2 separate regions of the Homo sapiens genome follow, and region 2 is linked to region 1. Evidence: read pairs that join two places in POLR2A ChIA-PET (ENCODE). Cell type or tissue: MCF 10A. All regions are shown on one strand. Links, peaks and the distances in the headings refer to the core of each region. The heading gives the core; the rest is flanking DNA.

Evidence for each region. Peaks named below come from ENCODE experiments on the same cell type or tissue, not always from the same donor. Only the 100,000 strongest peaks of a DNase experiment are listed, where the experiment ranks them.
Region 2: POLR2A ChIA-PET joins it to region 1 with 5 read pairs; 4 of 35 experiments call an interaction of 5 or more read pairs at or near these places.

The regions. Positions count from the first base shown.
Region 1 is chr6:11,223,637-11,226,404 of GRCh38, reverse strand. All of the region lies in intron 1 of NEDD9 (neural precursor cell expressed, developmentally down-regulated 9), which reads left to right. The region is part of intron 1 of LOC124901256 (a long non-coding RNA gene); the gene reads left to right. Among named protein-coding and RNA genes, the nearest start is that of NEDD9, 7.6 kb to the left of the region's middle. In MCF 10A, for the core only: no CTCF peak of the experiment used is centred there; no DNase peak of the experiment used is centred there.
Region 2 is chr6:11,158,716-11,161,751 of GRCh38, reverse strand. No RefSeq gene overlaps it. Among named protein-coding and RNA genes, the nearest start is that of ERVFRD-1, 49 kb to the right of the region's middle. In MCF 10A, for the core only: no CTCF peak of the experiment used is centred there; a DNase peak (open chromatin) is centred at 1,431.

The DNA.
Region 1 (2,768 bases), core at 269-2,768:
TTCTCGCCAAGACAAATGAAACAGGGCCATTGGGAAGAAATACTATATTTCTAACTTAAAATGCCAGAGAGTAACTGACGGTTTCCTAGGTGATAGATGGTTGCAAAGAGTACGGGCATGAAAAGGGGACACACACACACAAAAAAAAACCCTGTTTATACTTTGCCAACAACACCCCCCTCCATCTTATTTACTTTGAACATTCCAGCCATCTCTCTGCAGTAATTCCTGCTGGCTAATGAGGATTCCACACAGCTAGGGAACATGACAGCCTGCAAAGGATTATTTTCCTGAACAATCTGCATTTTAAGATAAGTCACCTTGTTGGTAACCTTTTGTACCCTTCATTGGAAAGGGTGACTCTCTTTGAAGACAGTTTGACCAAACAATGAGATCTAGGTGAATTTGAGGAAGATAGAACGGGCACTCCAGAAATATGGATAGTGGTGGAGCTGACAGCAGTTTTTCATGGTTGACGTAGGGAGTGGAGGCAGCTGTCATGGAGATATTAAAGTTGCCAGTGGAATGTTTTCCAATACATATTCCTGGGCCCCACAATGGACTATTAAATCCCAGTTATTCTTTAAAAAAAAAAAAAAAAAAAGGCCGGGCGCGGTGGCTCACACCTGTAATCCCAGCACTTTGGGAGGCCGAGGCAGGCGGATCACGAGGTCAGGAGATCCAGACCATCATGGCTAACACGGTGAAACCCCGTCTCTACTAAAAATACAAAAAATTAGCTGGGCATGGTGGTGGTCACCTGTAATCCCAGCTACTTGGGAGGCTAAGGCAGGAGAATGGCTTGAACCCGGGAGGCGGAGCTTGCAGTGAGCCGAGATTGCACCACTGCACTCCAGCCTGGGCGACAGAGTGAGACTGTCTCAAAAACAAAACAAACAAACAAATAAACAAACAAACAAAACAGCTAGTCTCTTTCTCCCTAATCCCCTCACTAACCACTACTAGTGCTTCTGGTGCTTACACGGTGTCTAAGTAGGTAGTTCATGATCCTTATTCAAAGGCTGGATCCAGTGATTTGTAAGTGTCATGTTTCTTTGCAAATCTCAGTCTTGCGAATTAGAATTCCCCCTGATATGTCTAACATATCAAGGTAATAGTTATATGATGTTACTAAAAATGTCCCTCACATGAAATGTTATGTTTATGCCCACAGGAAACAAAGATTTAGCAACAAATATGTAAAAGTGAAACCATTTCAAGCAACAAAAATATTTGATAGCCCTTTTGAAATTAATTTGAATTCCTTTTTTTACTGTGTGTATGTGTGGTTGGGGGGCAGGGGGGCGGTGGATGGATTAATTATCTGTGAAACCCAGTAGAAAGTTGCAGTAACCAAAACACGTGTAAAGTTCAGATTTGAACCAGATCTCCTGTCTACTTCTTAAGGCATTGTGCATTTAGATAGTATATGTCATTCATGTTTTTCCTAGGTTTTATTGGTCAGGCAGAAACACTGTGCTATCTCTTGGTAACTATGAGTTAGCCTTAATCTCAGTGATTCATGACAGTCCACTTGTTTTCCTTAATTTAATGCCTCACTCCCACAGGAGATGAGGCTAACTGAGGACTCATCTAGAGGACTCTTTAAGAATGAGCTGGGCTTTTCTGCCCCCCAACACCCTCCGCCTCCCAAAATAACCATAACAGGCAAAGCCAGCACACAGAAAATGGCAGTAAGTGGACTTCTAGACACTCCAGCTACTTCTGAGTCTTCAGTGTCAGGACACATCAGTCATCTGTCGATGAGATTTTTTTTTTCTTTTCCTTTTGTTCTTTCGTTCTTGTTACTAGTCACTGTGGCATGACTGAGAGTTTGGCAGGAAATGGGTTCGTGGACCTGTGGTACAGTCGCACTACCACAGCAGCATTGGCCTAGCAAAATGTTGAGCCCTCTTTCCCTTGCATGCTCCCCTGGGGCAGAAGTCCAGTGCTATCTCCGCTTCCCTGACCCTCTCCACTCAGAGCCCAGCATGACAAGCACACCTTTAAATGGGTTCAAGGAAGGGAATAGCAGAAATGAACGCAGCCCGACAGCCTCCTTTCTCTTGATAACCCCTGTCACTGTGGAGCTGGACTTCTAGGCTATCTCACAGAGGCCCAGAGGCACTGGAATCGATCTCATTTCCTTACAGACATCACCTTGTCAATTAGAGAACACATAACGTTGATTGAATTTAAGATTCTTATCAGTGCCTAGCTCTTTTTCTCCCAAATCCGAAATTCAGCCATGGCAGATCCATAATCAAGAAATATACTTACATTCCCATCCTTTGTTGTTGGTTTCAAAAATATTTCTTTTTTGTGAGTATGTATCCATGTTTTACAAACCAAAAAAATGGGACATATGGTCTGACAAAGGGAAGGATATTTGAACCTGGGGACTGCCTGGGAGAGTCCGGAAGCACATGGTCACTCTAGAGACTGTCATCAAGGGCTGCTCCTGAGATTAATCCACTGTCGAAGGCATTATCCCATCTCCCTTACAGCAGCCTTTTGCAGGAAACTGTCTAAGATGTTGTGCTTTTTTTTTCATTGACTTGTAAATAACAAGGTGCTCTCTTTCCTTTTCTTTGCAGAAATAGGCATCTTTAGAAATAAAGCCATGCCCATTTTGAAATAAGAACTTGTTTGGAACACCTGAGAGTGTTAAGCAGTGCGGGGGATTTGCATCCAATTGTTCTTGCTTTAAACCTGGCATGGGCGCTCTCGCCTCATAGCCCGCAGCACCTGAATCAAGCCTCCTGCCT
Region 2 (3,036 bases), core at 257-2,756, 65 kb after region 1:
ATATTCCCATCCCCACTCCCCCACCACCTTCTTTTCTATGGTAAGGAGACATTTCGTAGTGTAATAGTACATAAGAGCTTCTCAAAAGCCCATTGTTAAGCCTGAGTAGCATATAAACAAATGCACTTAAGAGGAATGTTTAAATTGTGAATTATAGGTACAAAAGGCACCATAAACAATTTAAACTAGGGAAGAATTGCCCTGCTGTGTGTCTCTGTTCTATCCAAGTATTCATGCACAAGGGCTGAGTCACAGATCAACAATGAAGAATGGGCATTCAGTTCCATGGCAGAAACCATGAATGCTAAGGGCACAGACAGACATTCGTTTTATGTCCCCTGGTTTCAGTAGTTGATGAAAAATTACCCTTTCTGTCTGAGGCTTTCTTTGTCTGAGCTCAAATTTCATTTTGAAAATTCCGAACAAGCTCTCTTCAATTAAAATGAATCATTTTCCCACATAATAAGAAATGTAAAAGGTTTCTGAACAAAGTTGGTTGAGCTTGGGGAACTGATTGGTCAAAAAAGAATGAAGGCTGTCAAATGACTTTAATAAGATTTTGGATGAGTGGGATGAGGTTTTTAAAGGAAAGACGTTCCTTGAAGGCGCATACCTTTTTTGTATTAGCAGTTTTGGGAAATTGGAATTTGGATAATCCTAGGCTCAAGCAGGGATAATAGAAACAAAACATGGCCATCTGCTTTTCTTAATGTTTTCATGGAAAGACAACTTTTAAATTTACAAGACTAACTACAATCTTCTCTCCTGCAGATCCAACTTCATATTTTAATGTGAATTATCTCAGATTGATTCTTTCAATAGAACAACATAATACAGTGTCATATTTGGAATTTGGAAATAACATTTTCAGGTCTCTCAAGAAGGTATCTGTCTTCATATTCATATTTTAAATTAAGACAGAACCCTCCAAAAAGCAACTGGAAATTTAGAAATTTGAAACTAAACCAAATTAATTCATTTTCACTCAAAAGTAAGAAAAAACAAAATTAACCAAAACAAAGTAGAAATACTAGTAGAGATAAAAACAAAAGTAAGGGATTTAAAAACAAACAAAAAGTAGAATTGATGAGTAAAACCAAGATTTTTGCTTTTAAAAGTCTAGCAAAAAAAAAGATAAAAAAGATTTACCTTTTCTGATATTTCATATAAATGATCACAATATGTGGACTTTTGTGACACTTATGTTTTTGGGACTCACCCATATTGTAGCATATGTAAGTAATTCAGTTCTTTTATTGCTGAGTAATATCCTATTGCATGGATATGGTACAGTTTGTTTATTCATCAGTTGATAGACATTGGATTGTATCCACTTTTTGGCTATTGTGAGTAATGCTGTTATGAACATTCATGTACAAATTTTTGTATGGACATGTTTTCATTTCTCTTGGGTAGATTCCTAGGAGTGGAATTGCTAGGTTATATGGTAACTTTATGTTTAAGATTTTGAGGAACTGCCAAACTCGTTTCCAAAGGGACTGCACCTTTTACATTCACACTGGCAATGTATGAAGTTCCAGTTTTCTCCATATCCTCACTAACACTTGTTACTGGCTGTCTTTTTTTATGACAGCCATTCCAGCGGGTGTGCAGTAGTATTTCCTTGGGGTTTTTAGCTGTAGTTCTCTAATGACCAGTGATGCTGAGCATCTTTTCATGTGCTCATTATTCATTCATTATCTCCTTTGGAAAAATATCTATTCAAATCGTTTGCCCATTTTTTAATTGGCTTATGTGTCTTTTATTATTGTAAGAATTCTTTAGATAGTCTGGATATGAGTCCCTTTTCAGATACATGATTTGAGAATATTCTCTGTGTGTTGTTTTTCACTTTCTTGATGGCATTCTTTGAAGCACAAAATTTTTTTAATGTTGATGAAGTCCAACTTATCAATCTTTTCTTTTATCCCTTGTGCTTTTGTTGCCATAACTAAGAAACCATTGCCTAATTCAAGATCATAAAGAGTTACTACTGTGTTTTCTTCTGAGTTTAATGATTTTAGCTTTTATATGTAGATACATGATTCACTTTATTGTGTATGGTAGGATTTCAGGGTACAAATTGATTTTTTTGCATGTGGATATTCAGTTATTCAGTTCTTCCAGCATTTGTTGAAGACTATTCTTTTCCCATGAAATGGTCTCGGCTGCTTTGTCAAAAATCAATTGACCATAAGCATATGAATTTATTTTTGGATTCTCAATTATATTTCATTGGTCAATATGTCTATCCTTATGACAGTAAAAAACAGTCTTGATTTCTATAGCTTTGTAATAAGTTTTGAAATCAGGAAATATGAGTAACCAGTTTTGTTCTTTTTAAAGATTATTTGGACCATTCTGGTTTCCTTCCATGCCCATATGAATTTTGATAGAAATTGTGTTGAATCTGTAGATGAACTGGAATATTGCCATCCCAACAATATTAAGTCTTTCAATCTGTTAATATGGAGTGCCTTTCCATTTATTTAAATCTTCTTTAATGTTTTTCAATACTGTTTTGTAGTTTTCAGTGTACAAGTTTTGAGTTTTGTACTTCCTTTTATTCCTTAGGAATAAAATAAATTTATTCCTAAGTATTTTATTCATTTTGACACTCATGTAAAGAGAATGGTTTTCTTAATTTCATTTTCAGACTATTTATTACTACTGTATAGAAATACAATTGATTTTTTTATATTGATCTGTTGAACTTGTGTGTTAGTTCTCATTGTTTTTTGGTAGAGTCTTTGATCTTTTTAATATACAAGATCATGTCATTTGTGAATATAAATAATTTTACTTCTTACTTACCAATGTGAATCTTCTTTTTTTTTTTTTTTTTTTTTTTTTTGCCTAGCTGTCCTAGCCAGAATGTTCTATGGTACAATGTGGAAATGGAAAGAGTGACACCCTTGTCCTGTTCTGAACTTACTGATTTTTAGATATTTGATATATTTCTATCAATCGCAGTCATTATTCTCTTTGTGAACTCAAATTCTCCCATTTTTTGGCCAGTGGGAGCTTCTTCTACTT